Linked DNA regions of Mus musculus: all the other regions are linked to region 1. A link is a loop called in an ENCODE intact Hi-C map of the cell type or tissue named here. Cell type or tissue: gastrocnemius. All regions are shown on one strand. Links, peaks and the distances in the headings refer to the core of each region. The heading gives the core; the rest is flanking DNA. Region 1 holds the start of Pmpcb (peptidase (mitochondrial processing) beta). Region 2 holds the start of Dnajc2 (DnaJ heat shock protein family (Hsp40) member C2). Region 3 overlaps Napepld (N-acyl phosphatidylethanolamine phospholipase D).

What was found. Peaks named below come from ENCODE experiments on the same cell type or tissue, not always from the same donor. Only the 100,000 strongest peaks of a DNase experiment are listed, where the experiment ranks them.
Region 2: a loop joins it to region 1, with 3 times the contacts of the local background. A loop is called at or near these places in 15 of 42 quality-filtered maps.
Region 3: it touches region 1 in a loop (4-fold over the local background); 4 of 42 quality-filtered maps call a loop at or near these places.

The regions. Positions count from the first base shown.
Region 1 is chr5:21,731,470-21,742,172 of GRCm38, forward strand. It overlaps Pmpcb (peptidase (mitochondrial processing) beta), which reads left to right and starts at 5,691. Exons shown (of 13, transcript NM_028431.2): 1 at 5,691-5,807; 2 at 7,400-7,540; 3 at 8,571-8,657; 4 at 9,016-9,145. The coding sequence starts at 5,709. RefSeq lists an enhancer at 110-2,963. In gastrocnemius, for the core only: CTCF peaks have their summits at 1,783, 4,337 and 5,632 (motif pointing right); DNase peaks (open chromatin) are centred at 1,657, 4,321 and 5,695; H3K4me3 peaks cover 2,161 bases; H3K27ac peaks cover 1,640 bases.
Region 2 is chr5:21,781,010-21,791,712 of GRCm38, forward strand. Dnajc2 (DnaJ heat shock protein family (Hsp40) member C2) reads right to left here and starts at 4,156. Exons shown (of 17, transcript NM_009584.4): 1 at 3,980-4,156; 2 at 2,038-2,228; 3 at 312-387. The coding sequence starts at 4,043. Psmc2 (proteasome (prosome, macropain) 26S subunit, ATPase 2) reads left to right here and starts at 5,738. Exons shown (of 12, transcript NM_001368661.1): 1 at 5,738-5,875. The coding sequence starts at 5,806. In gastrocnemius, for the core only: CTCF peaks have their summits at 5,732 and 5,934; DNase peaks (open chromatin) are centred at 3,291, 4,207 and 5,712; H3K4me3 peaks cover 5,132 bases; H3K27ac peaks cover 3,695 bases.
Region 3 is chr5:21,664,189-21,674,891 of GRCm38, forward strand. It overlaps Napepld (N-acyl phosphatidylethanolamine phospholipase D), which reads right to left. Exons shown (of 5, transcript NM_178728.6): 4 at 6,301-6,415; 5 at 1-1,174. The coding sequence ends at 1,040. Gm51277 (predicted gene, 51277) reads right to left here and starts at 9,741; the gene lies at 9,685-9,741. In gastrocnemius, for the core only: a CTCF peak has its summit at 5,210; no DNase peak of the experiment used is centred there; H3K4me3 peaks cover 232 bases.

The DNA of each region.
Region 1 (10,703 bases), core at 1,133-9,132:
CCAACATGGGTGCTAGAAACTGGACTACAAGAGTAGTATATGCTTTTAACGGCTGAGCCATCTTTCCATTGGAAAGAATCTTATAATCACAACCTAAGAGTAGCTTCTTTGGAACCAAGTGACAGTATCCTTGAAAACTTTATACTGTGGTATTTCAGCATTTCCATAGTAAGTTAAAAATCCTAATGTGTACAAAGTCAGCTTTGCATCACTATAACAAAACAACAACAACAACAAAAAACTTAACAAAACTATGAAACAAAGAGAAGGTTATAATTTGACTCGCAGTTTTATAGAGTGAAGTCCAAAATTGGTTGTCCCTATGTTTTGCGTGTGTGCTAATGGCGGTGTTATTATAGCAGTAGCATGTCATAGAGCCAGGAAGCAAAGAAAAGATGGGTCCCGCAGTCTTTATGAGGGGTCCTGTATGCTATGTATTCAGATGCTGAGTTCTGTACCCCAAGATCAGGTTGCAGTCTAGACATGGGCATTGTATTGACCAATGTGCTGTAGAGAATGCTCCCCAGTCATCTCTGATTGGACAATAAAAGGCTGAAGCCTGTGACTGGACAAGAGAGAGAGGAAGGAGTAGGGGTCTTGAAATGGAGTAGGGGTCTGGGGGTGTTGGGGGTGGGGGGAGGACAGAGAGGGAAGAAGGAGGTGGCCATGAGGCAGAATGGGCCATGAGCACATGGCCAAGAGAAGCTCACCCTGAGGACACACATGGAACAGGGAAGTCCTGTGACACAGACTGCAATTAGCACATGACCTATTGCTGGGATGTAGGTTAGACTCCCTCAGAAACCACTCAGAACAGTGCTAATTAAATACCAGGGTTTTGTGTCTTTTATGTGGGAGTTGTACAGGATCAAGTGGAGCAGAAACCCCATGTAAAATTACCATAACAAAATTCCTAAATGTCCATAACAAAAACAATAGTTCCAGTCTGGGGACCAAGTATTTAACATACTTCATGGTACACTACCCACATTCAGACCTCAGCACCACCCTCTGGCCTGCCTTTTTTCAAGTTCCCTGCTGATGCTTTCCCAGGAGATACCTAGAGCTGCACATTTGCCCAGAAGGCCGGTTATCTCTCCTTCGGAGTCTCCTGGAAGGTGCATGGAGTGACTTGAAGCTGGAGGCAGAAGTCACATGACAGTTCAGTGAAAATCATGAAACACCAGCTAGATAACAAAATGGGAGACAATTAATTCATGCACCCTAGAAGGACCACTGGACACACAGTGCCGTATAGTGTGGGGTCATTTAAACCAGAGGGAGTGAGGATAAAGATAGAGAATCAGATTTTACTAACATTGTGAATACTGACCTAAGGTTCCTGGGGAGGACATTCAGTGGTTTGCTTGTGATGTTGTCTGTGTAAACTGTTACATGGTAGGGTTGTTTTGTTTTGTTTTGTTTTTTGTTCTTTTTTTTCTGCTCTCAAGGACAAATCAGCGCATACAGACTAGGGAACGCATGGACAGTCACTCACATGTAACTGCTCAGAACACAGGGAAGTATTCAAGAGGTATTTAGACAATAGGCGTGTGGGGGCCTTGGGACACATTCCCAGGGATTAATTATAGCCCCGGTTCCCATGGTGATTATACATTCGGCTCACGGCCAGCTGCCCACTCAGTACAACCTTCATGAAGAGGCAAGAGACAAAGGGAATAGAGCTGGAACACGTCAGTGTGTCCAGACTGCACAAAGGCTGCCAGCCTCGCAGCCTGACACAAGGACACATCCCATAGCACACTAACCATTCCTGTCACCAGGGGGCCACCAAGAAATGGCTGGATCAGGAAGGCTTTATGAGCCAGGCAGAGATTTTTTTGCTCCAATTCATTTGCCATTCCCTTTATTACCTTTTTAGTTATGGCCAGATGAGCAACTCTCAATTTCTCTTCCTATTTCAATTTGCCCAAGAAGCTCTGTGACCAATGTCTCCCCTCCCCACCCTTCCCACACACACTTGTGCATTTGAAACGGTGACTGTAATGCATAATGACCAGTAGGGAGAAAGCAATATTCTCTCCCTTTTTCCTTCCCAGAAAAAGAGATTTGGGAGAAATGTAACCTCTTTTTTTATTTTTTATTTTTTAGATTCATTTATTATTTTATGTCTAAGAGTACACTGTTGCTGTTTTCAGACACACCAGAAGAGTGCATAAGATCACACTACAAATGGCCGTGAGCCACCATGTGGTTGCTGGGAATTGAACTCAGGACCTCTGGAAGAGCAGCCGGTGCTCTTAACCACTGAGCCATCTCTCCAGCCCCTATTTTTTTTTTTTTATTAGTTAAAGTTTTTGTATGGCTATAATTACAGGCTCACCGGCAGTTGTAACTAATTTTTTGCATTTTAAGAATCTAGGCTGCCCCAATGGTAACGTCACATCTAACTATAATACAGTATCATGGCGTTTGAGCCAGAACAGCTGAGCTGAACCAGCCAGAGCTCAGAATGAACTAGAAAGGATGCGCTTATTCCACAGTAAGTCTCAGAGGCTGAAAATATTCTAGGTCTACCTTAGATTGTATGGAGGCTAGAAGCTTCCAGGACTAGCCCTAGGTTGGCAGACTGAAGCCGTAGGCCTCACAGATAACAATTATCTCAGACAAATAAGTCACAATTTACAGGAAGGAGAGAAGCAATTAATGAGACACATTCACCACCACCTCCCCAAACCAGTAAACAAATGTAATTAAAAAATAGGGCACAGTCTAGGTCCCAAAGGATATCCAAACTATTAAAAAAAATCAAAAGAGCTCACTGAAACTCAGCGGACTACAGGGCAATGGCAGCAGACAGGCACAGCAAGAGAAACCACAGAAACTGGAGAAGCACACAGAGACTTAGCATAAAGCATACAGCTCGAGGTGATGGGGATGTGTGTGGGGGGGTTACAAACGCGAGGTGATGGGGGGGGGGTTACAGCAAAGCCCAAGGAAACCCACAGCTTGAAAAACTAAAAATGAACAAATTCCTTGATGTTTGTGACCTGCCAAAATTAGAAGCTGGGGTTTGGGGGGGAGGTGGCAGGGGAGGGGGGAGGTGGTGGGGGAGGGCGTTTCTAAACAATTTAAGCACATCCACAATGAGCAAGGTCATGGCAGTCATAGCCTTTAGCAAAGGCAAGCTCATCCTACATAGATTTTCTGCTGCATTCTACCAGCTTCTTACAAGAGAGGGAAAGTCCTTGTGCCTTACACTAGTCAATAAAACAGAGAACGAGAAGGAACACTGTTAGACGCCCTACAGGAGCATTCTCCTGAGGCCAAACTGGCTAAGGACAAAACAACAACAAAAATGAGAGAAAAAAATCCTCAGATACATAGATATAAAGTTTCCAAGAGGATCATGGCAAATTCACCAACAGGCTAAACCATGGGGTACCATGACTAAACTGGTGTCATCCCATGGATACAAGGATGGCTTAAATCAGTAAACATATACCTTGTAAAGGCAATATGATGGAAACCACACAACCTTGTCAGTAGATGCAGAAATTCCTTCACGATCCTCCTAGGAACAGAAGGCGCATACTCCAACATAATAAAGACTATAATACAGTCAGTAAGCCTAGAGCTAACATTATACTAAACAGAGAAAAACTGAAAGCATTTCCCTTAAAATCAGAAACGGGGGGCAGGGCCATGGCTCCGTAGTGAACATATTTACTGTACAAATGGAGGGTGGGCAGGGAATCCTCAGAGCAAACCGGCTGGAGAGACGAGCCGTATCAGTGAGCTCAGGTTGAGTGAGAGATTCTGACTCCATGAACAAGGTAGGAGAGTGGTCAAGGATAACTCCCAGCGTTAGCTTGGGACCTTCTCATGTAACGTGCGCGCGCGCGCGCGCGCGTGCACACACACACCACACACACACACCAAACACACGCATTCACGGGTGGTCCTTCCCACCAAAAATATGCACGACACATACATTCAAAAATGGAAAAAGATTTTAAAAGTACAAATGACCAACAAATATTTGAACAAAAAAATGCTCACGACCCACGGCTTTCAGAGAAATGCAAATTCAAACTATGTTGAGATTCCATTTTTTCTAGTTTTTGTTTTGTTTTGTTTTTACTGTCACTGTGATAAAATAACCTGCAGTTCCAGAGGGCTTCCATCCATCCGTGATGGGGAAGGCAGGGCGACAGGAACAGGCGCTATCAAGCTGCATCACAGCTCAGAAACAGGGAGATCGGGAAGTGGGACCAGGCTATGAAACCTCCAGAGTCTGTGCCCAATGCCTTCTACTGTAAGGCTCTACTGCCTAAAGGTTCCACAACCTTCGCAAACAGCGCCGCCAGCTGGAGGGCAGTTGTCTAAACTTCTACACTTAGAATGGCTATCGATAAAATAGCAAGAAGTCAGAGTGGAAAGTCAGAGGCAGGAACCAAAGGTGACATGGAGTTCCTGGTTTGGACGTTTGACTGGTTGTCACCATTACAGCTACAAACTGACAATGAGGCGCCCAAGGGATTTTCCTGTCTTTTTGGCTTTTCGAGACAGGGTTTCTCTGTGTAGCCCTGGCTGTCCTGGAACTCACTTTGTAGACCAGGCTGGCCTTGAACTCTGAAATCCGCCTGCCTCTGCCTCCCGAGTGCTGGGATTAAAGGCGTGCGCCACCACGCCCGGCCCGGATTTTCCTGTCTTGTTGTTAAATGGTGAATAGTTAAAAGAGGAGGCTGGGTGGGAAAAGGATACCTGAACGATAATGTAAATTAGGTATTAGGCAACAAGGGGTCAAGTTAGACAGAACTCCAACTTCTAAAGTTACAGCGCACACTCTTTAGTGTTAAACAGCCTGTTAGGCAGCCAATACCTCAGTTCCCACTGTAAAATTAGCAAAGTAATAGTCGCTTCCTCACAGAAAAGAGCTTGCTAGGGGCTTGCAGGCAGCTCAGCGGGTAAAGTCACTTGCAGTGCAAGCCTGTCCACCTGAGTTCCACCCCCAGAATTCATGCAAAGGTAGAAGGGGCAACTGATTGCATAAAGTTGTCTTCTGACCTCCACAAGCTTGGAGTGGCATGCACCCACCCCCTCCCCATAATAAGTTAAATAAAAAGCTTTAATTTTAAAAAGTGCTTGCTATTTTCGTTAAGCCTCAAACCCTGGGACAATTGGCTAAAGTGGCTATTTGACAAATTTTAGTTTCATTAGAGTGTATGTGGATAAAGAGGCACCCAGGAACGGGTAAGAGCAGTTTGTTTTGGCAGAGCCCTAAGACGTGGAAGTAAATAACATTAAATCATGGTAACAGAATGTAAGATTATGTTTGTAAAGCGTCTGTCTTTTAGTAGCAATCTCGGCAAAGGTATTCCTATGGAATAGAATAAGCAACGCTATAAACATTAGAACAACGAAGACCAACATGATAGATCCTTCAATGTGTCTGTCCCTCCCGCACTGGATCTCTCTGATTAACTCCAACCGCCTGGGGATACATGTTCCGTTCACTTTGTCCCTTGTGTGTCTTGCACATCATTTCTACAGACCTGATTATTTGGAGCGAACTGGGGAGGGAGTCAAAGGGTGAAGGGATTGAGGGTTCTAAGCCCAGACACAGAATCAAAGGAATTTCAGAGACTGCAATTCCTGCTGCCGCCACAGGGTGGAGCCAGCCTCTAGTTCTGGGGCCTGGAGTCATGACCCGGAAGTACATCTCCACTTTCTCCACCGCAGAGATGGCGGCGGCCGCTCTATCCCGGACGCTGTTGCCAGAGGCCCGGCGGCGCCTGTGGGGATTTACACGAAGGCTTCCGCTTCGCCGCGCCGCTGCTCAGGTGAGTCTCGCTCCGCCGTGCCCCGGCGGCTCCCGGTGTGCTTTGGGCCGGGCCTCCGGATCCGCTATCCCGGGGCGCTGCGGCCGGGCGCAGAGGGGGCGGGGCGGCTGCTCCCCCTCCACGCCACCCGCGGGAGGTAAGAAAAGGAGCCGTGGACCCCCAAACCAGACAGCGCCATCCTCAGCCCATGGACACCCAAACCAGACAGCGTCAACCTCAGTTCATCCGAGTTTTATCCCAGCGTTTTCCTTATTTGAGAGTTGTCTTGCTCCAAAGGGATCTCTCTCTCTCTCTGTGTGTGTGTGTGTCTGTCTGTCTGTCTGTTAGTTTGCTATTACCAATGTTATTGTATGTCGGGCTGTTCTCTCTCGAGAAAAGGAAACTAGGACAAGCGCTTTATGAATTTGAAGTTGGGTTTGCTTTTGGTTTTGATATTTTGAGACATCGTTGTTACACAGGGTTTCTCTGTGTAACATCTCTGGCTGTCCTGGATCTTGCCCTGTAGATCGGGCTGGCCTCAGATCCGCCTGCCCCTACACAGTAGGGCACAGTCAGGTCATGGTGTATTATTTGATCAGGGAGCAGAAAGCCTTTGGGTCACAGAAGCAGGACAGTGCGGGCTCGTACACATTTCTTAAGTACCTGTGGCTGTGGCTGTGAAGAAACCACGACCATGGCAACTCTTATAAAGGAAGACACATTAGCTGGGGCTGCTTACAGTTCAGAGGTTTCGTCCATCATCATCAGAGCAGGAAGCATGGCAGAGTGCTGGCAGACGTGGTGGAGAAGGAGCCAAGAGTTCTACATCTGGGTTGGCAAGAGATAGACACAGACAGACAGACAGACAGATAATGGACCTGGCTTGAGCATTTTAAACCCTATAACCCACCCCAGTGGCACACTTCCTCCAACCTTCTAGTAGTCTCTCTCTCTGATGACTAAGTGTTCAAATCTGTGAGCCTCTGTGGTCCATTCCTATTCAAACCACCACTGTGTCTGGCGGTTAGGTCAGTCTCAGGTTTTTGGGTCAGGGTTTAGGAAATACGTTTTTCTCATTTCAATATGAAAACATGAAAAAGCTGCTGAAGCGTCTGTAGTCAAACCAGTTGGCCCGAGAGCCTCTGAAGCATCTGTCCTGTTTCTGTCTGTCCTTTGTGAACAGGAGCATCCCGTCTGTCTCACTTCTACACAGTCAGTTTTGTATTGTTATTTCAGTTTCTTGACTTTTTGTCCTTAGTGAATATGAAGCATCTGTAGGAGAGGTAGCTGAATCAGGGTGCTTGTTGAAGGGTAATGTGCTAACTGCTCCCGTTCTTGGAGAGAAAGGCATGTTCTCTCAAGTGTTGCCTGTTTGACAGAGCGGTTGGTTAAGGAACATTTCCTAGGCTACTGCTAGAGCCCAGTGGAACCAGAACTGGGACCTCATTCTCCGCGCTTTCTGCCAATGACACACACACACAGACACACATAGCAGATTACATCCACCCCGGGCTAGGAAAGTGGTTTTGGAATGAGTCTGTTTGAGGTTGTTTTGTTTGACACTGAACACCAGGACAGTAATGTTTTCTCTCTTTCCCTCCTCCTCCCGTCAGCCGTTGTACTTTGGAGGGGACCGACTAAGAAGCACACAGGCTGCCCCACAGGTTGTGCTGAATGTCCCCGAGACACAAGTGACATGTTTGGAAAATGGACTCAGAGTAGCTTCTGAAAACTCTGGGCTCTCAACGTGCACAGTAAGTCACTGCTACAGTCTTTTTTGTTTGTTTGTTTGTTTGTTTTGTTTTTTCAAGACAGGGTTTCTCTGTGTAGCCCTGGCTGTCCTGGAACTCACTCTGTAGACCAGGCTGGCCTCAAACTCAGAAATCCGCCTGCCTCTGCCTCCTGAGTGCTGGGACTAGAGGCGTGCGCCACCACTGCCCGGCTGGCTGCTACAGTCTTTAGTCGGCACCTTGTCTGGGAGGGAGCAGCCACAGCTGCAGCTCTCTGGTTGGCTGGGTTCTCCGAGCTTGAACCTTCCCTTCCAGGTGCACTTTGGTACCGAGTGCTTATGTCCTTCTCTCACTGCTGACATCTGCCTCTGACGGTCATGAGCCTGGCCACTTTCCCACGGCCGTCAGCAACACAAGCTCAGGGAGAGTCACGTGGCTATCTGAGGTTATAAAGCTTATGCTTGTATCTGAGCCTGACTTTCTGACAGTCCCTGATGTCTATTCCACAGTTATTAATTAGATGTGCTAAATGAGCTATGTTAAGAATTTGACTCTGATACTTGTTTTTGTTGTTGTTTTGTTTTGTTTTTTCAAGACAGGGTTTATTTGTATAGCCCTGGACTAGACTGGCCTCGAACTCTGAGGTTCTTGGATTAAAGGCATATAACACCACCACCTGGCTGAGTCTGATATTTGTAACAGCCTGCTGGAAATTAAGTTTCAGGTTATAGGAATGAACTGTCATTTCATTGTAGTCAAAGAGACATGGTCAGATTGGAAAACATTTTCCAGAAAAAGGAATGAGATGACCTTGTGTGTCCAGAAACTGAATTTTGTTTTTTTTATGGGACTGTGCATGTGAGTACAGGTACCCAGGAAGGGCGAAGGCAGTCGCAGACACTGAGGAGAGAGCTCACATGGCTGTGAGCTGCCTAACATGGTGCTGGGAACTAGCTCAGTTCCTTTGTAAGAACAGCGAGGGCTCTTAACTGTTGAGCCGGCCGCCATGTCTCCAAATGTGGGGGTTTGTCTGATTTGCTTGGTTTTCCTTCAGGTTGGGCTGTGGATCGATGCGGGAAGTCGCTATGAGAATGAGAAGAACAACGGCACCGCCCACTTCCTGGAGCACATGGCCTTCAAGGCAAGTCGCTGGCTGCTCCCCACTGGTCTCTAGGAGAGGGCGGGCGGGTGTCATCACAGACACTGTACCAGAGGGACAAGAGCTGCTTCATAACATGCCCCATGCCGGTTTTATTTCCTCGGTGTTGTATTTCAAATAATTAATGATAATTACTTTTTGACATTGAAGGATGGGTTCTCTTTTGGGATATACACAAGCCATTTTTAATGGGTATTTTTTGAAACCAAGTATACTTTACAAACTTCTCTTTGCATGACTGACACTGGGTTCTGTTCAGAATACTTCTTATCTGATACGTTTAGACTATATGAAGGGTAAAGGGAGAGTATCCTAACTGTGCTTTCTCCTTTATTTCAAGGGCACTAAAAAGAGGTCCCAGTTAGACCTTGAACTTGAGATTGAGAATATGGGCGCTCATCTTAACGCCTATACCTCCAGAGAGCAGACTGTCTACTACGCCAAAGCATTCTCGAGAGATTTGCCCAGAGGTACTATCTGTGCTGCCGGAAGTGTGATTCTCCTAGGGCTTCACGTCTAATGCAGCGCTGTGGGTTTGTGTAGCTATTGTGAAACTGATGGAGATGTAAAAGCAAAACAGCAGAAGCCCCAGAGGGGCGCCTGTTTTCATCTCCCTCCAAGTGCAGGTTGGAGACTTGTACTAAAGGGATTCGTACACCTGATTTAAATAGAGTTCTGCCTCAGTCTTAATCACTTTTATTCCCTCATTGCAAAACTGTTAGTCCTGAGCAAAATTAAGAAATGCTTACTTATACTATTTATTATATTATTTATGATTATATTAGCAAAATTGAAAATTTTGTTTTGTAAAAATAAATAATTGTTTTGACAGGATAGCACAGCAATTTGTATAGGTCTTGAGTATATTAATTACAGAAAACATTTTTTCCAGTGGAAAACAAAATAGCATTGTAAAGTTAATTAGCAAAATTATTAACTTTTTTTTAAAGATTTATTTATTTATTATATGTAAGTACACTGTGGCTGTCTTCAGACACTCCAGAAGAGGGCATCAGATCTCATTACAGATGGTTGTGAGCCACCATGTGGTTGCTGGGATTTGAACTCAGCATCTTTGGGAGAGCAGTCGGTACTCTTTACCGCTAGAGCCATCTCTCCAGCCCAGTTATTAACTTTTATAGCTGCAGTGTTATAATCAGTTGTATTACTCTAAAATTTTAGATACTGCAGAGTTTGTCAGTTCTGTCATGTGATTGGTGACCCACACAAGGACTCTGTGACGTGTCGCCAGTGATTGACATCAATGCTCTCCACATTAGTTTTTGAGCCATATCTCTCCCAGAACCTGGCTCACCCAGATTTCTCTAGATTGCTGGCCAGCGCGTTTTATGAATCCTCATGTCTCTGGCTAGCATTAGATTATAAGTGCTCCTGACTCTAGATTATGGCCAGATCTTTATGCTCGTCCATTCTTGAATTAAGAAACTTGGACAGCCTCAGTGAAGAATATGTACTGCTCTACCAACATAGAGAATGAGATAGACATTCAGAGGAAACATTTGTTTCAAACAAATACCACTTTAGAAACTTCAGTCTAGACTCCCAGTCCCACATAAACCAGGGTATTGTAAAGGGGTCCTGACCCCAGCTGTCTGCAGCTCCCCCACTTCCTCTCTTGGGTTATGATTTTCCCATCTGGGTTTTATTGATGATGATTAAAAAAAAATGAAATTGGTAATTTCCCCTTTTCACAATCATCTTCACAATGATTTATCCTGCCCATAGTATTTCAAGTTAGTTGGCTCAGACAAGGTCCTGTGAAGTGAACTGAAGCAAGGGAGAGAAATTCACACTAGCACAGAGCGAGGAAACCAAGGGGCATATGTTCATTTTACCTTTAATACAATTTACGTTGCTATCACAGTGAAGTAAATCAGCCTTATCCTTTCTGGAGATTTTTTTCCCATAAAATTTACTTCCCCTTTGGCTTTTTACCTTGTTAAGGCTTGAGCAGACACAATTCTGTAAGCAGCTCCTGAAGGCATATTTTGGGTATAGCGATTCTTT
Region 2 (10,703 bases), core at 1,007-9,006, 49 kb after region 1:
TTTCTCTCTTACCTGGAAGAAATCCTCAGAGCAGAGGACTAGGCATGAAGCTCAGTGGCAGGCAGAGCTGGCCAGGACTCAAGGCCTCAGGTTTGATTCCCAGCACCATCCAAACCCAAAACAAACGAAACCCGTTTCCTTGATGGGCAATGATTCTTACAGGGTTTCTGATCTCTTCCTGCAGGACTTGAACTCTGAGAACACTCAAGGTCCCCCTAATCCCTTCCCTTTCTAAGATGGGGTCTCATGAACTTCAGGGTGCTGCACCCCCGAGTTTGGAGTTATACCTCCCATACTAAGTAAGTACTTACGAGCTGCTTTGATCTGTCTCTGTGTAGCTGTGTATCTGACGTGGCCAAGTCCAAGAACCGCATAATGATCTTGATTCTGATAAACACACAAAAGGGAGTTAAATCTGAACAGAGTACATCCAACCCTCATGTTTTAATATCATTAAAATTTTTCCAAAGCGAGGCTTCAGGCTGGAGCCACAGAGCACCTGCTTAGCATGAAATGAGCCCGAGTTCCATCTCTAGCAGCACAAGCAAGCAAGCAAACGGAAGTGCAGCATCCGTAGCAGAATCCAGAGCTTCTGTACAGAATGGCTCTGTGTAAATGAGTAGGCGAGTGGTGATGCAGCATGCCTTAAGTCCCAGCACTTGGGAGGCAGAGGCCCAAATATTTCTATGAGTTCAAGGCTAGTCTTGTCTACAGATCCAAGTTCCAGGACAGCTAGGGCTACACCAAGAAACCCCATATCAAAAGAACAAAACAAAACCAAAACCAACCAACCAACCAACAAGAAAAAGAATGTAAGTCATTGTGCAGTCATGTAAGTTAGGCGCCAGTCGTGGATGACAATACAGCCTTCTTGATATTTTATGCACATGAGTCCAAAAGACTCTTAATGAGCCACAGACCAATGTCCAACCAACTATAAGACAACTTTACTAATATTTCGACCCAAAACTCCCTGCAACGTTCCTTAGTCTGCATCCTAGCCCTGGCTACCATTAGTCTACTCCTCCAACCCTGGCTACACATCTCCATCAACAGGCTCTGCCTGTGCAGAACATTACTCAGTTTCCACATTGCCAACAGAATGGTTCTTTTCAACCTTAGAGACATGTGAGCTTGTGTGTGTGTGCACGTGGAGGCCAGACCACACGCTCAAGTGTTATTCCTCATGCAGTCAAGCGTTTCCCTCCTCCAGTCAGTCTCTCACTTGCCTGGGGTCCACCTTGCATCTGGACTAGCTCATCAGTAAGCACACACAGCCGTCTCTTCCACCGCAGTGCTGGGATTACATAACGTGCTTTGCTCAGAACCTCAAGTCTTCTGATTCTTCCTGTCCCCTTTGCTCCCCTACCAAATCCCCAGACTTTCTAAACTGGGTTCTGGGGCTGAACTTACACAGTCTTACACGTACTCCAGTGACTTATCTCCCTGAGGCTAGCCTGGGAAACGCTGATGACTTAATGTCTTCAAGGATATTAATTCATTCCTAAATATAGCTTTAAAAATATAGCATAAACATCTAGACTAGGTTTTTCTGGGCCTACTTTTCCACAGCCTTGATCCCCCATGTGTGGTCAGACATTCTTCACTCCTGTGTCTCTGGTATTCTGTCTTCTACCCAGAATGCCTTTTTTCCCTTCTCTACTTCATTAACTGCCACTCCTGTTTTAAAGATCTGCTGGAGTTTGTTGTCTGCTTTTTAAAAGATAGGGCTTTATGTAGCCCAGGCTAGTCTCTAACTGCTGTGTAGTCAAGGCCTTTGAACTTCTAACTTTCCCATCTCCATTTCTCAAGTCCTCCGTTTATAGGTGCACATCACCATTCCCAGAGACATTACTTTTCGCTGTGAAGGCTTGCTTGACAGCTATGGCTGAAACAGCATACTATGGGCTTAGCAATTAAGAGCTTACTTATGACTATCATGTTGAACTGCCTTAAAATACAGGGTACTAATGGGAAACTAGGAATGCAGCCTAAGTTTGATGCTCTGAATGAGCGAAAGCTCTGCATAGCAAATACCTTCCAATCTTTGGGATCAAGTGTTTTCAGCATGGGGAATTCTTCTAACTGTAACTCTTCATCTTCTGATTCCTCTGACAACTCTTTCTTATCTTCCAGTTCCTGAAAAGATGTAGAAGCATTTCTGTTTCTCCTCTTAACAAAAGCTTCAAACCATCTTCCCACAGGTTCAACTTGACAGACTGAAGAGGCTGTGAGGGAGAACAGTAAGACTTAATTTATTGCATGGAACACATCTATTTCAAGGCCACACAGTTTCTTAGGGAGAGCAGAACAATGATGTCAGAATATAATTTTAAAACCACCAACTATAAAAATCCCAGTTGCACCCTGGGTAACAAATTATCATTGGTAACATCTTTTTATTCCAGCAGTCTCTTCCAGTTGATGTGCCACTAAGGTTGATGAGGTGAGCTCAATGCCCAGAACCCATATGAAGGTAGGAGAGACCTGACTCCATGGACTTTTCTTCTGATCTCTGCACACATGCTGTGTGGCACTCAAAAACACTTGATCAGTTATTTTTTTTAAGCATAAGAAAATAATTTCAGCAGCTAATCAATATTTTCCTGATGATGTGAGAAGGGAAGGCAAGAAACGAGTAATAGTAATAAAAAAAATGATAAAAAGCTACCAAAAAACAAAGACTGCACACTCATGCGATCTTAATTATTAACAGATTAGCTATTAAAATGGTTAATAATTCTAAGGATTCTCTAACAATAATCTGTTGAAATAGACAATTTTCCAAGCCAATGCTGAGAACTCATTACCGTTTCTATGTCTTAATAACACAGGCTGGATGTAAACCCAGAATTTCAGGGCTTTAATCTAGAACTGTAAATTTCTTGAAACAGATTGAATCATTTCAGGATGGAAACAATACCTATCTCACCCAGTTCCTAGAATATTCGAATGCAGTTTTAAAGCTTTAAACTGTTGTAGAGAAAGTAACATGGAATAAATAACTGTAGATATGTATAACAGAAATTAAAAAATGGTAATCTGTGTCAGGAAAAAAGATCATAATTTTAATTTCTTAAGAAATCAAAGGGCAATTTTCTGGTGCACAATTTGTGGGCATCATTTTCTAAGACCCTTTCTTTTTCACGTTTTAACTGGCTTATGATATTAAGATTTCCTCCACCTAACACAGGAGAGGAGTCAAACGCGAAAATGAACCGGCTGAGTAGCGGGGGCGTGGCTTTCAAAACCGTGTCTTGGAAGCCTTTCCCTCACTACAGGATTACCGCGACACACAAACGCAACACGTGCCATGGGAAACATTTAAAAATTATATTCAACAAGTGCCCACGGTAAGCGGCTATGGGAATTAATGTAGATCATTAAAATGAGAGACCCGACACTTGAAATACTTTCTGGCGTGCAGGGCTATAAACCAAAACCCCTACAGCAGGAGGCTAAGTTGTGCTTTTAACCATCCTTGGTGTACGCCAAGCTGTCCAGGAGCATTCACAGGGGGCTTCCAACGGAATGAGGAAGTTCTGAGTTCCGACAAGCAAAATACACAGCCGGGAGCAAAGGTGGAGGCGAAGGGCTGAACAGCGTTTACAAGGCTTTGTATCTCTCCCGGCACGCGGGTGCGTGCAGCGGGGTCGCTCCGCCGTGGGCAGGGGGGGTGCCTTAGGGGGCCTTTCGGGGTACAGGAGGGCTCGGTCCTCAGCTGTTCAGCCCGCTCCGTGAGTCAGCAGCCTCACCAGGATGAAGGAACCACAGGTGCACAAGGAAGACGCCCCCACCCTCCTTTCCGAGAAACCGGGGACACTTCAAATTACAGCACTGAGCAGCAGGGGCTCGTCACAGTCCCCCGAGTCCCGGAGCAGATTGCCGGGGTCAAGGCTACCGAGCCAGGGGTTGCTAGGGACAGGGCTGGGGCAGGGGCGCCCGAGGCAGGGCGGAAACTGGGTTGGTGGGCACGTACCGGAGGTCAGAGCGTGGGTGATGGCGGTGCCCTGGCCCTCCGCGGCGCTCGGCAGGAGCAGCATGCTGGTTGGGGCTGGTCCCGCGGACGCCGCGGCTCACGGCCGGCAGGCAGGGCCCTCCGCGTCCGCACTACCTGTGGTCTGAGCCTCGCGCCTAGGCTTTACGCCCCGGAGCCGGCGCATGGAGACGACCAGTGAGCACTTCCGGGATGGGGCTCGCACGGCGCGGCCGCCAACCCCACCCCCACGGCCTCGCGCCAATGCGCGCGGCCGCCTACTTCCTCTGTGACTCTAAACCGACCGGAGACCAAGGAGCTCGAAGGAACAGTTCCTAGACGCATCAGTTCCTACGTGAAAAGGATTGTTTTGGTTTTTGTTTTGTTTTTTTGTTTGTTTTTTCACGTGAGAGCAAGACGGAGGAAATAATTTTGAAAAAGAACTTCACTCACTTTTGTCACCCAGGCCGGCCTCTAACTTGTGAATATCCTGTTTAAATCTCCCAAGTGCTGAGCTACCACCAATCTCTAGGTACCTCATAAAAGTGGAATCATATAACTATATATCATTGTATTGTTATATTAATAATGTTATATATTATAACATTGTCTCTATGTGAGCGGTGTATTCACTAGTATAATGGTCACAGAATTTATTTTTTTAAGGCCAAATAATACTATATTCCCATAACCACATTTTTGTTTACCCATCTTATGTATTTGGGTACTTGGGTTATTCTTCATTTGGCCTTTGCTAATGCAGCTATAAATAGGGCTGTACACGGATCTCTTTGAAATCCTATTTCCAACTTTTTGGCATTTGATATTTAGCAGTAGGATAACTAGTTTATATAGATTTTATTTTAGTTATTTTCAGTTTTTCGCAAGCACTGCAGTATTTTACACCAACAGTGTAAACAGCATCTATTTTTTTTTTCAACATCCGGTCAAACTTTCTTTTTAAACATAATAGTGATCCATGGGTCGGTCATGGTGGCGCACAGCCTTTGTCGCAGCAGATACCTCTAAGTTCTCAGACAGCCTGATCTGTTGCTAGATAGCCAGGACCACGCAGAGCCAGTCTTAAGAAGGAGAGAGAGAAAGAGAGAGGGGAAGGAGGAGGAGAAGGAGGAGGAGGAGGAGGAGGAGGAGGAGGAGGAGGAACCATCCTAAAGAGAATGACGTGCTTTTGATTTTAACATCCTTTCATGCGTCCGTTTATTGGCATTTGTGTATCTCCTCTAGAGAAATATGTCCAAATTCTTTACCTACTTTCCTTCCCTCTATCTTTTAATCTTCCCTCCTCCTTTCCTGTCATAACAACCAGATTCCTTTCTTGTTGTGGATCTTTGTATAACCTGGATACACACTCCCTAACAGAAATGCATTATCTTTATTCAATTTGTAGATCTAGCCACCAATTAACTGCGTCCAAACTGCCAGGCATTCTACAAGGCCTGCTCTGTAGCGCCTTTCCAGTCTTGCGAGGCAAACTATTTAGAGATGAAATAAACTACCCGCCTATGTGTATTATTTACTAGTGACTAAATCACGATTTTAGGTCATCAACTGAGCTAGGGCTAATCTTGGACGTTCCTATTCGGGTATCTAAAAAAGACTGGAGTTGTGAGGGAGCGGGGTGAACACGCGTTTCCTTCCACCAGACAACCCTTCCTCCCGTCAGCCGTGCGTGCAGTCCCCAGATGTCCAGGGAACCGGCGCCCGGGCGCGGAGCTACTTCCGGTGGGGAAGAGAAAGGGAAGACACCAGCGGAAGCGGGAAAGGTGCTGTGTAATCACCGAGACGCGGAGGCACTTGCGGCTTCTAAAATGCCGGATTACCTAGGTGCGGACCAGCGGAAAACCAAAGAGGAGGAGAAGGACGACAAGCCCATCCGAGGTGAGAGGACACGGGCCGGGAGCGGCCGGCGCTGGCACCGCAGAGGCGCAGGATTCCCGCCGCCTCGGTGCCCTGCCGGCCTTAGATCCGAGCGGTGACCGCTCTGGGCCGCAGCCCCGTCTGTCTGTCTGTCTGCCTCACGTCCGCCCCCTCGAATATTTTACCAGGCGCTGAGGTTCTGTATCTCCTGAAGTCTTGCAGGTCTTCAAAAAGTGGCCAGCCAGGTGGGCTGTGAATTCTACCTCCCGGCCCTGTTCCCTCCTTCCCAGTTGTAGCAGCTTGGCTACAGATTGTCACTGTGTAGCGACAATCCTGAAACACGATGGTACAAGAGAGATAGAAGAGATAAACTCTCATCTTGACCCCATGATTCCAGCCACGAAGTGAATTGCCATTTTACTCTTTTTTTTCTAGATATTTTTAACAAGACTCGAGTGTGTCTGTCATAATGTGTCTTGCTGTATATCAGCATCTTGAATTTAGAGATTTCGTGATAGCAAGTGCTGTTCCCTCCATGTGCTTATTGTCCTATGTTGTGGTAGTACAATAACATTTAATTATTGGTGGAGATTTCGATTGTTAACAGTTCACAAATGACCGTGTTATAGAACCTATCACATGGAAGTTACAGGCTAAATTCTAGAAGCAGGGGTATCATTATTGCCAAATGACTCCCACAGAGACTAGGCTTGTTGACATTTTTTTTCACTCATGTATGATATGTAGTCAAAATTTGGATGTAATCTTCATCCCCACACCTTTTTTAGTTTTTTCCCCCACTCCCCTCTTTTTTGCTCTTGTTTTGTTTTGTTTGTTTTGTTTTGTTTTTTACCATTTTTAGCTTTATCTTCATACTTAGTTTTAAATTTCTTTTACCTTAAGAACTATTTTTCAATGTTGCTGTGTCTCGCTCTTCCCTTTCTTAACAACTTCAACTCTCCTAGCACCTATCCTTCACCATTTATGCTGCTTCTCTCAGAGAAAGCATTTTTATCTTCACTGACTCTGCCACATGACTTAAACGTGTTTTACACCGTTGAGAGTTTCAGGAACTCCGGCCCTATTGGAAAACTTAGTCAGAAAGTTTGTATGTCATCTGTTTATACTAACCTATGTCTTTCTCTGGATGTAATAATTTTGCAGTTCAAGTATGACTAAAGTGTGTTGGATTTTAAGTGCATCTTATATGATCTTTACAGAAACATTGTGAAGGTAAAGTTCTCTTTGTGTTAGATGATGAAATGAATGCTGGAGAAATGAAATGGATTGCCTAAGGTAACCTTGTAGCTATGACTTATTCTTACCTAGCCATGAGGTTGCTGCAGTTTCAAGCCTCATGATCTTTTGTCCCCTGTCTTGGTTCTGTGGCATCCTTTTAAATGGGAGTTTGATACCCTGGGATCACCTGACTCCTGGTGACTGTCATCCCAGTCTAATGACGCTTAGATTCACTCCATTTTCACTTCTAAAGTGGCAAACTTCCCATCATACTTTATGCTCTTCCTTTTTAACTCTGGGAACTTCATTGTTTCATATCTCTTTCTGCGTATAGGCTATCCACATTATTCAAACCATTTCAACCTTATCTATCAATTTACTTCAACTCAGGCTTTGGGTTCACCCGGCCCCTCCTGCTGATTGTTCGTGCTGTTGACTGCACTTGGCCAGAGTCTCATCCTCTTCCTCAAGCCCTCAGTTTAGCTCCTGTGCTCCTGGCTGATGGATGGATGACCTTTCTCCTTTTCCTCAAGAGTTCTCTTCTGCGTTACCTCTCACTCAGTTCTGCCTCAGAGGACTCAGTGCCAGTCTCTGTCAAGTCTAACCTCATGTCTGTTCCTGGTCTTACCTCTCCTTCTCCCCTGGGACTCAGTCACTACTCCAGTGTGTGTTCCTATAGAATTTTCTCCTTTTGTTTCTCTAAATATACTAATATCTACTTTGTCTTAAAAGCATACATTTGAGAAAACCTATTATCTCTTTTCTATCTACAACCCATTTTCCTCATTGTCTCCTCTCCCTCCCTGCCGTCTTTCCTCTCTTTTTCTCCCCCTCCCTCCCCTCTGTCCTTTCTTTCTTTCCTTCTCTCTCCCTCTTCCACTCCCTTCCTTTCTTCCTTTCCCTCTCTCCCTTCCTTTCCTTCTTTCTCTTGCCTAGACAGCTGAAAGAATGAAGTCGGTATTAGGAGGACCTAGATGTATGTCTTGGTGCTGATTCTTACTAACTGGCCATGTGATAACAAAGAAGTCACCTAAGTGTTCTCTCCAGTGTAGTTTGGAAGCAATTATGTATGTGGGATGTAGTATACATCCGTTGTCTCTAATCACTGTAATTCACACAGTGACTTGAACAGATGGTGACTTCTGTTGCCCTGACTGCAGCTGCTTTGCTAGGCAACCTTACTAAGCTTCTCTAGCTGAGCTTTACTGCTTGTCTTCTTTGCTGCTTCTCTGTCCTTCATTGTCTTCTATAATCGTTTCTCCAGAATTTCCTCCATTCACGTCTGGAACTGTCTCTTCTCATATGGCTCAGTTAACGTTTTTTTCCCCGTTCTCTCTAGTCTAGAAAGGTTTATTGTGGGAGGTGGCAGGCAGGTAGGGTCAGCCCTTGGCAGCTGCTTTCCTTGAGGTCACTAGTAGGCTGCTCAGCTCCTCATGGCTTCCTCTTGGTTCATTCCCCACCTTCTTGATGAATTTGAGTTCCATTTGTTCTTGGAGACCTTGGATACATTTCATAAAGCCACACACTTCCTGGAGCATCTCTTCAAGGAATTTGGTGTGGTTAGAGTGAGGCATCGACACCTTGTGATCTTTGTTGAGGCCCATGGCTACTATTCTACAGTGGCAGCCAGGACCAGAAGGACAGGGTCACTTGGAGCCCAGTTAATCTTTTTTACTTCATGTTGGTACTGAAACTTTACTTTCTGATTTCTCTGCCTGTGTTGACAAGTGGGGTGTGTTAGGCTAGCTGGTGTTAGGGATTTTTGAGATTACCATTAGATTCTGAAATTTATAGGACAAGTCATAGAACTTAGACAGTTATAGTTGTGACTGTGGCTTTATTGTGGTTAGATGCAAAGACAAAAGGGACAGTGGAGGAAACCAGAAATAAGAATTGCATGGATGCTCCTGATTGTCTCAACAAGATGGGATGGTGTGATAATTAATTATAAGTGTGGGAAGAGTGTTAGAGACTCAGTGCCAGAACCCAGTGGTTTTGGGTTTTTGTTTTTACTGGGGGTTGGATAGTTAGGCAGGTTTTGCTTCACCCATACCGAAATTCCAGACTCTCAGAAGGAAAGTTGGTGTTATACATAAGCTGTTATTTGTGCAAATAAATAGTTTGGCACAGTGATCGACTCTTAGTTTTGAAATGATCAGAACTCCCCAAATCCAAGTTTTCATTCAGCAAACAGGCTTCCAAAGGGTAGCAGGCCAGCTGACTCTTCTTTGTAGGTAAGAGATACCAAAGCTTAGGAAAATTGACGTGGATTAAGGTGTCTCTCTGCTAACCAGGTTCTCTAGTTATTATTTCTGTACATTGAGGTTCCCAGGCACAGAGCCTGAGAAATGTTTGATTCTTCTCTTCCTTGGCTCCCAATTTACTCTGCTAACGTGTGCTAACGTGTGCTAACGTGTGCGCTGCAGATTCTTACTCTTGGGGCTTATCTAGTTCTGGCTCCCCCCACCCCCTTTTTTTTTTTTTTTTTTTTTTTTTTTTTTTTGCAGTACTAGGGATTAAACTTGCAGCTTCTTTTCTTTTTTTTTCCAGACAGGTTTTTTTCTGTGTAGTCTTAGCAGTCCTCATCTGTAGACCAGGTTAGCCTCAGACTCAGAGATTCACCTGCCTCTGCCTCCTTACTCCTGAGAATAAAGTCGTGAACCTTTACTGCCTGGCACTTCCAGCTTCTTACATGCTAAGGCCAACTTTGTCTTATAATTTACACCACTGTGAGAGTCTTGTGACTCCGGATTGGCCTCGTATACTCCATTTTGCTGCATAGCTAGTCCTTCTTAAGATGTAGTTTTGTGGGTTTTTTTTTTTTAGACAGAGTCTTTGCATGTAGCCTTGGCTGTCCTGGAACTTGCTTAGTAGACCAGTATTAACTCAAACTGCTTACCTCTGTCTCCCGAGTGCTGGAATTAAAGGCCACCATGCCCAGCTGAGATAGAGTTTTAATGTTAAGATGTGCTGTGGTCCTGGCACTGTCCACTACTATGTCCCTTTACTCTGACAAGAGTGCTGCTTCACCCAGACTCTGGTGTTGCTTGCTTTGGTTGCCGTTAACTAAGTGCACTCTCTACTCGGGACACTTCAAAAGAGCCCATCCTTCTCTATGGAAACCATCTTCCTGGATTGAAAAATGTTTCTTTAAAATATGTACAGTGGATTTTAAAAATATTTGTTTATTGGTGCTTTGCTCACACATATGTATGTATGATACCTGTGATCCTGGTAGGTATTTATTCTTTATTTTACAGCAGTGATGTTACTCGCTGAGGCTATCCCACTAACAGAGTCCAGAGTTGGGATTAGTTTCTATCAGTCTTGGCTGAGCTCCTACCTGTCCTATCACCTCTGTGTGAGACCCTTGAGACAGGATCACTTTCTGTTCATGCTCTTGAATGCCCACAGAAGCACATGACTATTGACTTAGGGATCACAGTTAAGTCTTAGTGACAAGGCAGATTCACAATGCATAGTGTACCACTAAAGAGGTATAAACTATGTCTCATTCAGAGATAGACTTAATAATTTATAATACCTGATAACATTTAGGTAATTATCGTCTAGGACTTCTTCATATTTTTAAAACAAAAGACATTTGTAA
Region 3 (10,703 bases), core at 1,058-9,057, 67 kb before region 1:
CCACATCCAAGTCATGTAAAACTCACTAGTACATCTGTCTACCTGACATCTTGGGGCAGGGAGCAGGAGAGAGTACAGAGGAAGTAGAAAGTGAGAGCCGCCCCAGTGCGTGAAGTCCTCCCACTCAGGAATACATCCTCTCCTGTGGGAGAGGCTTCAGTTATAGCTGGGTTTGGACAGGGTCTGCCCTAAGTCCCAAACCCACTCTTGCCTTCTCTGCCCATCAGCCTTGAACCTGGGAAATGCAGCTGTGTGGATGATGCCCTCTCAGAGATGTAAGTGCATGATGCTCATGGCCGCACACCTATGCAAACAGTTGATGCCAAAGAGCTTCTTTTCACCATAGTTAAAATGATCATTTTATGAGATGTATATTTGACCACAATAAAAAAAACCTATTTTAAAAAAATAAATTTAGCCCAAACAACTATGTTCTTATGGTTAACAAAATCACTTAACATTTGGCACGTAAGCTAATGTTTTCTTCTCTCACTTGTAGCTCTAGCTGGCCTTGAACTTGTCACCTGTCTGCTTATTCTTTGGAGTGCTGGACTGCAGGTGTGCATCACCACGACCAGCAGTTAATGACCATGTGGAGGTCAAGTTTATCATTACATAAATATAAGAAAGGGGTGTGTGTGTGGTGTGTGTGTGGTGTGTGTGTGTGTGTGTGTGTGTGTGTGTAATCTAGAAAGGTAAGCATGACTCTCTGTAGAAAGCCCTGAATAGAAAAAGAAATGGAACTTTAATGTCAGTTTTTCACAACCTCAGAAATTTTACTGCCACTAAAATATAATGTTTTGATAAAAAACAATATTTTGCAATGTTTGTATCATTGGTATGGTTTTTTAAAGTCTATTTTGGACAGTTTCTTAAATAACCCATCCCTAGACTCCCACAATTTATGTAAGCTAGTCTTATCAATTGGCAAGTTATAATATAAAACAAAACACACACTTGCAGAAATTGTTTCCATGTGAAAAGTGTCATAATATTTGTGAATTTCTTAGTCTTTTGTTGTCACTGAAAATTCCTAGTTTCATGTTTCTTCAAAAGCTCTATCATCGGTATTCAAGTATCTCGACTCTCCATGCTTCAGTATGAAGAAATCCTCACAAGAAAGTCCGTATCTCTCTAGAGCTTCATTCAGTTTCACTGGCGGCTCTAGGTAATGCTGGAAGTGATGGCAAAAAAGGGACACTTAGAATCCAGACACTTGATGGCTATTCCAAACAAGCACTCAAACGGAAAATAAAATCAAAACACCAAAAGTTGCCCACATAAAACAATCCCCTTTTCTTTGAATGAACCATTTGCAAATCAGACAAACACGTCTTCTTACCCAACGGAAGCCGTTAATTACTAAGTCACTAGAACTGTTGACTGCTGGATAGAAATGAGTCCATCCAAAGTCTGTGTGCACATGGGCCGCCTTGCATCGGTGGCATTAGATTACACAAAAGCTGATCATCTCAGGATACATTTCAGTGTAACTGGAATCAATACCAAGAAATGATACTAGAGGACTGGATGTTAACATTTAAGCATCTGGGGCTCTGCAATCTGTGTTTGTGTGAACAAGCAAATATTTTTGGATGGAGAAGGGTGGTATCCACAAAGCCCCCATGAACAAACCATGTCAGAGGATGAAGGTGGCCCCTGAAAACAGATACTGCAGCCCAGTCCCCTGACTCCCCACGTTTCCTCAGTGATCTTAGCACCATAAAAAATGGCACAATAGAGGCTGGCAAGATGGCTCAGCGGTTAAGAGCACTGACTGCTCTTTTGAAGGTCCTGAGTTCAAATCCCAGCAACCACATGGTGGCTCACAACCACCCATAATTGAGATCTGACTCACTCTTCTGGTGTGTCTGAAGACAGCTACAGTGTACTTACATATAATAATAAATAAAGCTTAAACAAAATGGTACAAAACACGCTCCAGAATGTTTTTTGCACACTTGAATACTTTCTTAAAAAGTTTGAAGTGTCTTGGCAAAATGCCTGGCAGGCAAAGATACTAGATTTCAAACCCGGAGCCCTGAGTTAGATCCCCAGACCCACATGGTATACGAATAAAATTGACCCTCTCGACCTCTACATCCATCCTGTGGTGCCCATGCTCCGTACAAACACCCAATGTAAATTATTTTGAAAGTGCAGACCACTTGAACATAGAATGAAATTGTTTTTACAAAGAAATTTAAAGTATGAAAGTAAACAACTTAATTTGTTTTTAAAATACAATTTTTGGAAGGGCTGTGAGAAATGGCTCCGTGGTTAAAGCACTGGTTGCTCTTCTACAGGACCAGGCTCCATTACTAGCATCCCGAGGTGGCTGAAAACTGTTTGTAACTCCAGTCCCATCAATCAGATGCCCTCTTCTGGCCCTCTTGGGCACCAGGCACAGGTGTGGTACACAGACATATATGCAGGCAAAACACTCATGCACATAAAAACATTTTTAAAAACACATAGAAAACTAGAGAATCGTTGTGATGTAGTAAAAAGAACAATTTAAGAGAAATATATAGCTACACCACCAGAGGTATAAGCACACTAATAAATATTATTTCTACTAATTATTAGAGAATTTCATACACGTGTACAATCTATTTCAATAACATCCACTCCTTATCCCCTCCCTCATCTCCTCCCAGTCCCGCCCCATTCCAACTTCATCCCCCTTTTTAAAAGTTATTTCCCTTCTGACCTAAATCTCTATGCTGTATAATAGCTTTTTTTTTTCTTAATGGATTCGAAGTTTCTTTTTCCCTACCTACTTAGAAAGGTAACATTTAGAAGTTAAAAAACAAGTCAACTTTTCTGAACTAGTCGCCAGTGGGGAGTCTGTCTGTCCCCTTCTGTGAAGACTGTCTTCTAGGTATCTACAGAGCATGCCAGCTCATGAACCAGACAAAAGTCTTACCCTTCTAATACAGAGACCAACACAAAGGGAAATAAAAAGGGAACAAAGTGCTGGAAATGGGGTCTGTCTTAAAGACAATAATCTCAGGGGCCCTCCCAAGAAAGCCCCCTCTAAGCATACACCCAATAGCTTGGGCTGCTCAGGGCACTGTAGGCAAGCAGGTTTTCACCCCAAACATGAGGCTCCCAGGTCACGCTGTGCTGTGATTTGATTCAAATTGTAAAGGTCTTCTATAGAAATGAGCAGAGTGCACCGGACAATGTGTGGGATGAAGGCTGAGCTGTCTGTGAGGGTGAAGAGGGAGGCGGTTCTGGCTAGAGGAGGAGACAGCTTATATGTAAATATGACTGGGGAAGGAGCTGATCTAGAAAGGTGAAAGAATCCAGACAGTAGGAAGATTAAGGGACAGGAAGAGCTCCTTCACCAAGCCCCAGTTTACATTCCCCACTGACTTTAGACACAACTAATAAATCCACAGTAAAGACTGCCTGCACAGCAATTCTACTCTTTCCTGAGCAGCATCACAACAGGAATAAGGCAGCTAATGAACAGTCAGCCAGCAGCAGTTAAGGCAGCAGTTAAGCCAGAAGAATGCTATAAACTTCTATAACTTTCTAATACTCCATCTACTGAGCCATCTGTCCAGCCCCAAGCTTATCTTTCTGAATGCCTACACTTGAAATCTGCCCACGGTGTTTACTGCTTCTTAATATTGAGTCACCCTGATTCTGATCTAACCTGCAATTCTCTTCTGTGACTTACGATCCCAGCTACACAGGAGTCAACAACGTCTCTAGAAGCAACTCCTCAGACTGCCCAGCAGGAGTGCTGGGCTGCGTCTCCTCATTGCAGGATGGGGCCAGGCCTGCTGCCTGCAGCACTCAATCCTTTCCAGGAGTGATGAGAAAATCAACAAAATATAAAAGCCAGGAAGCTTTTCTTGGGGCTTAACATATAATGTGGGTATTTTCCTCTCTGTTTATTTCCTGCCTGCAGCTATGTTTAGAGGGTCGCTGACAGCGTTCAACCAACTACTAAATAATTAGGTGTTGCAGCCTATTTGATCACACTGTGAATCCCAAGATTGTGTTATTTACTGAAAAAACCCTGTTTCTAGTTGTGGTGTGGCTCAACCTTAGCACACACCTTTCATCCCTCTGGCTGGAATACAGACACATCCTTACTACACACCTTTAGTCCCAAACAATGAAGGTAACATTAGTTTGTAGAAGGAAGCACCCATGTTTGAAAGTGATGTCTAATTGAATGGCAGAAAAAGTGATGAATCAGAGAAAGTTTTGACAGAATAGGATATGCCCAGCTCTCAGAAGAGAGAGGAAAGGGAAGCTACTTAAGAGAGCAGGAGAGAGAGGGGGGGGGGGAGGGAGGGAGGGAGGGGAGAGAGAGAGGGGGGGGGCAGTTTTAAAAGAGGACAATCAATCCCAGCACTCGGGAGGTAGAGGCAGGAGGATTTCTGAGTTCGAATCCAGCCTGGTCTACAAAGTGAGTTCCAGGACAGCCAGGGCTACACAGAGAAACCCTGTCTCAAAAAACAAACAAACAAACAAACGAACAAAAAAGAGGACACTCACACAGAGACAGGTTATGGGAAGAACAAGTTAGATACAGGTGAAGACAGAATGAGCCAGCGAATGAGAAGGAGCCAGAAGATTGGAACAGGTTGCTAGGGTTAGTGTGAAACCAAGTAGAGCAATTCAGGAGAAAAGAGCAAGAAGCCAGATTGAATCAAGTCAGATTGGAGAGGAATTTTGAGCTAAGACAGCTGAGTTGAACCAGCCAGGTAGAGATGAAAAAGAACTACATAAGGGTGAACTTATTCAGTAGCCAAGTCTCAGAGGCTGAAAACATTCTAGGCCTAGATAAGATTGCATGGAGGCTGGAAGCTTCCAAGACCAGGCATAGGTTAGAAGACAGAGGTAGTAAACCTCGGAGACAGCAATTACATCAGGCAAACAAAAGATAATTTTACAATTCAGGCTTTTACTAAGCTTTATTTATACTGTATTCTTCGAGACAATTCAGCACGATGTTTGAAGGCTTAATAGTGAAATGGGTCTTGACATCTGAGGTTTAGATCTTCTCCCTGTCTCTCCATCTCAGCAAAGAGCCCTCCCTCGTGACTGCCCATCACTGAGGCTGAGTCGTCAGGCTTTCCTTTACAAAGGCTTAATAAATACTACTATTCCATCTAGGTCACTGACAGGATACCCATGGGATGTCCACACACACAACCACACAGAGATGGCAGAAGAAACTGCCATCAAATGGCAGTATACGCATGCAACAGGTTGCCTCTTGCCAAATGCACACATGTCCCTCTGGTGGGGGTGGGGAAGCCTTCCTCCTGGCTCTGTAGGTTGTCACTTATTGCTCCATTCCACCTCCAGCAGCATGGTCAATGACCTGCGGCATTACACAGGGTTATTTTATCATAAAACAGGCACTTTAACTAGGGGTTAGGGAAATGAACAGGGAGTGTATTAGGTAATTCTGGAACAAACCATATCTTAGGAAGGATCAGGCCAAGAGCAAGCAGAACAAGAAGGCAAGCAAGAAAACATTGGGTCTCTGCAGAGAGGTGCTAGGAGATAGAAGGAGCCTCAGTGTGCCAAAGAGAAGTTGACTTCTAACCCCTTCTAGATCCAGACTTGCCTGACCCCAGAACCCAGGCTGGCAGCAGAGCTCTGGGGATGAATCCCCTAAGAAAGAGTCCGTTCTTCTGATGTAGTTCAGGACTAAGCCATGTTTACCCCAATGTCAGAGATAACAAGCACTGAATCAAGTTAACTGGATAGGTTAGATGCTTCTATTCCGGCTGCCCTCCACCACCCACTCTCCTGCTGAACAACTCCTCACTTCTCCAGTGTGTGCTGCCCCCGTTATGTTCTGCCCCTTCCTCTTCTGGAAAGATACCTTCCTTCTTGCCACATTAAAATTTGCATCTTCCATGAAGCAATTCCAGATCCCTCCCTGTGTCTGAGACCAATTTATCTGTCCTACAGTATAGCATTTCTACCTTCCAGTAAACAAGCCATGTTCATGGGTTCTAGCTTCTGCTAGAGCACAAGTCATCTGGAGAGTGAGCCATGACGATTCATGTTCTACATCACACAGAGATAACTGAAGAATCAGACTAAGCAACAGCACACCATGCAGGTTTTATTCAAACTGTGTTCAAGTATTATTTTACTAATAATGACACGCCAGTTTATGCGGTGACTGTTATAATTGTATGGAGTTTGATACCACAGTGTTGTCTCTCAAAGCCAGAACACAGCAATACCTAAATCCCACCAACAGCCAAACACACAATCAAAGCTAGCTTGTTTGTTTGTTTAAATCAAACTTACCTCATTAGCTAAGGCAAACGTCCCCCAGTGAATCGCCACAGATCTCTTTGTTTGAAGGTCAATGTGAATCCTTACAGCATCTTCTGGGTCTGCATGCTGGTATTTCATAAACCACCTGATGAAATACAGCCATTAATTAATGCAGTGTTTGCGAACAGCCAAATCCAAATGATTGCTTCATCTAATCAACACTGGATAGTCTGCATATCTGGAGAGAGAGTTGTGCAGTTAAGAGCATAAACTACTTTTGCAGAAGACCTGAGTTGTTTCCACATCAGGCATCTCACAAGTGCCTATAACCTCAGCTCCAGGAGATCCAGTGCCTCTGTCTGACCTCCTTGGACACTTGCACACTCAGACATACACACAGACATACACACACATACACTCAGTTAAAATTAAATAAGCCGGGCAGTGGTGGCACATGCCTTTAATCCCAGCACTTGGGAGGCAGAGACAGGCAGATTTCTGAGTTTGAGGCCAGCCTGGTCTACAGTGAGTTCCAGGACAGCCAGGGCTGCACAGAGAAGCCCTGTCTCGAAAAACCAAAAAATAAAATAAAATAAAACTTAAATCAAAAAGATTCCTCATGGGCTGGTGTGATGGCTCAGCGGTTAAGAGCTCTGACTGCTCTTCCAAAGGTCCTGAGTTCAAATCCCAGCAACCACATGGTGGCTCACAACCATCCATAACAAAATCTGATGCTCTCTTCTGGAGTGTCTGAAGACAGCTACAGTGTACTTACATATAATAAATGAATAAATATTTTTTAAAAAAGATTCTTCACAGGACTGTGAACGTTTGAGAATGTAGCAGCTTTTTGTGTTCACAGTTTTCACAATTTTTATTATCTGAGGATTTTATCCATGTATACAATGGTTATTTGTACAGCCTCCACTATTCCTTAGGTTGACTCTATGTCAGTGCGCCTAAGACCGAATCACCGGCAGACACAGCAACAAGAACAAGGTACCTGACACCAACCACTTCTTAGCCATTAAATTCACACCACACTCATTTGGAAAACCTACAATAAAAAGCTACTCCGTGATTCTGATGTAACTACCTTGGGCTGGGACACTAGCACTGGGCTTCTGCAGCCAGAATTGAGAATTCCAGGGGGGCACACACAGTGATGAGAGGGAGCCCCAGAGCAAGTCTGGAGGCGTCAAGACTTAACTGTAAGACAGCAAGCAGGGCTGGAGAGACAGCTCTGCAGTCAAGACTGCTGCTCCTGCAGAGGACCTGAGTTCGGCTCCCAGCACCCACATCAGGTGGCTCACAATGGCCTAGAACTCCAGCTCTAAGGAAGCAGACCCTCTTCTGACCTCTGTGGGCACCCACACACAGGCATTCACTCACACAGACACAAAATTATGCACAAATATTCTAAATAAAATCTTACGGTGGCACACACCTTTAATCCCAGCATTCAAGACGCACAAGCAGGCAGATTTCTGAGTTCAGGACCAGCCTAATCTATAGAGATAGTCTCAGGACAGCCAGGGATACCCAGAGAAACCCTACCTCAATAAAGAAATTATACACTCATACACGTATGTGTGTGTGTGTGTGTGTGTGTGTGTGTGTGTATGTATATGTATATATTCAATTTAAAATCATATATATTCTAAACTGAAGCCCAGCCCATTCACAGTCAGTAAACCATTTCCTCTCAGTTCACTTTTCTCTGGGGGCAAAAAAAAGCAAAAGTCTTGTGTGTATAAACTGCTAAACAAGTGACTCTCAAGCTCTGTTTCATATTTATTTTGATTTTTACTGGTGCTATATTTTAAAAGCATGACTTTATACTTTAAAAAGCAAATACTCTGCAATGCTAGGAATGAATCAAAGAAATGTAATAATGGGTAAAGAACTGGAAGCCAAACTCCAGTTACTACAGAATAAAAATATAGAGCAGATACAAACTGACCAAATGAAAAACAAGCCGAGAGTTGGTGTATCAATCCAGGTACTGTGCACACAGACCTGTAACCCTGCCAGTCCAGATAAGGATCCTAAGTTCAAGGCTGGACTGCATTACCAAGATTTTTTCCCAAAAATAACTAGTGTACATGGTAACGTGTACAAACTTTAAAGATAAGGGACAGAAAATCCTACTGCTAGTCAAGGAATTTTACTTAAAACTTCATACAACTGGGCTGGAGAGATGGCTCAGCAGTTAAAAACAATGGCTGCTCTTCCAAAGGACCTGGTTTCAATTCCCAGCACCCATATGGCAGCTCACAATTGTCTGTCAACTTCAGTTCCAGAGGAGCTGGCACCCCTCCCCCCCCCCCACACACACATACTCGAAAGCAAACCATCAATGCAAATAAAAATATAAATCTTTAAAAAACCAAAAAAAAAAAAAAAAAAAAACACAAAACTGAAGGGTGTGGTGCGGTTTAAAAAAAAAAAAACAAAAAAAAACAGGCAAGTGACTCCACGTGACAGAGCCCTGAGAGGCCGACTGGAGCCTTAGAAGCAGCCCAGGCTCCTGAAGCACAGAGCCTTCTGGTCCCAGTTCCTGCCATGGCTACAATGCCTGTGGAAAGTTCTCTCAAATACCCTGAGCTCTCACTTCCTTGTCTATGAAGTATAAACTCTGATCCTGCCTCTAAAGGACTCGCGACGGTTGGGTTACCTAGACAGCTCGTGAGAGCATTGAATGCAGCACCTGCCCAGAGAATAACTAACAAAAACATCATCTTCAGGGGAAAAATAAATTATTCTGTATACAAAGGACACACCTGTTTAACTTTTTAAGCCGTTGGTTTAGCTGAGGAAAAAACTTTTTCTTCATATCTTTTCATCCTAATCTGCCACTCGAAACAAACGCTAGAGAGATCAAAGGGGCGCGCTCTCACGGCGCCCCACCCTTCCCAGAACTCCTCCCGGAAGAGCCCAGCCGTGTGCATCAGCACAAGGGTGATGTTTACTGTACAGCGGTCGAATGCTCCAGGAACCCACAAACAAAGCCTCTGTGTTCTCTAGCTAAGGAGTCAGGCCAGGCTAGTTATCAATCACTCGGCCTCGCTTGTTCCCGGCTCTGGATTCAATCCCCAGCGCTGCACCTGAGAAAAGCAGGAAACGCTAAATTCCAGCTGACTTAGCTACAATGTCTGGGCATGAGAGAACCCAGAGGAAGGGATGAAATATGCCCAGCACAAAACTAAAAGCCAATGGTTTTTGGTTTGTTTGGTTGTTTTTGTTTGGTTTTTTTTTTGGGGGGGTGGGTAGTTTTTTTTTTCTATAACCAGCTTACATGTGCACAGAATTCCTGAGTTTTCTTTATTTTAAAACAGTATTGACAAAAACAAAACACACACACAGAGATTCCACAATACATGTGAGCTCCCACATTTAATGTTCTTAAAGCAGGCGATGTCCCCAGCCCCGCCACTCACAGTCTAGAGAGAAGGCAGCACTGCAGAGAAGGGGCCAACTGTAAGCCTGCAGCTTGCTGCATCGCCAGACACGTGCATCACGCGCATATGCTGCAGCCTGTGCAGACCTGTTTTCATAATTATAAAGAGCTACTCTAACGTAGTGAGGAAAAACTAACACCGTTGGAAAATTATCTGTAAGTTTTTTTAAAGCCATGTTGATATTTTCAGAAGTTTCGTGAGAACTAAAATAATTTGGATGGAAAAAGCAAAATTCAAATCCTCATACTGACTTACACCGTTTCTGCTGTGGTATGTAGTGGTGGTGGTTTTCTGGAACAGGTCTTCCTGCTCAGCCTCTAAGGTTTGGGATCAGTGGCCTGTGCCACCTCATCTGGCAAGTTGCAATGGCTTTAATAATTACCAAGAATCCAGAACAGGTGGAAGTGTCTAAACCTACCCACAATGAGGACATAAATAAGATGCTAATAGAATAAAACAATAGATGTTAATAAGAAAAATGGCTTGGTGAGCTTAAAGGTTAACAAATTTGGCAGGGGATATAGCTCAGCGATCAGAGTGCTTGCCTAACATGCACAGAAAAGTAAAGCAAAAACGGTGTGTGCACATGTGTATGTGTGTGTGCACATGTGTGTGCGGGCGTGTGCAGGCCAGACGTGTGCATGCTTTCCTCTATCACTCTCCCCATGTATTCATCCTTTCCCTGTGACACACACAGCATGTGGGTGAATGTAAGTAAGAGCTAGAAGAGAGCTCACAGACCCTGTGGGAATCAATCTGGGCCTCGTGGCTTTGCCAAGGTGCTCCTCTTTACCATGAATCCATTTCCCCAGCCTGGACCTCAGTGACTGGTTAGACTGGCTGGCCAGGACCCTCCCGCCTGCATCTCCCGCTCTGTCAGGCAGGGTTCTGAGGATCCAAGCGTATGTCTCCCTGCTGGGGTCAGCATCCATTTTATTACCCAGTAAGCCGACCTCCTAGGGCACTTTGTTA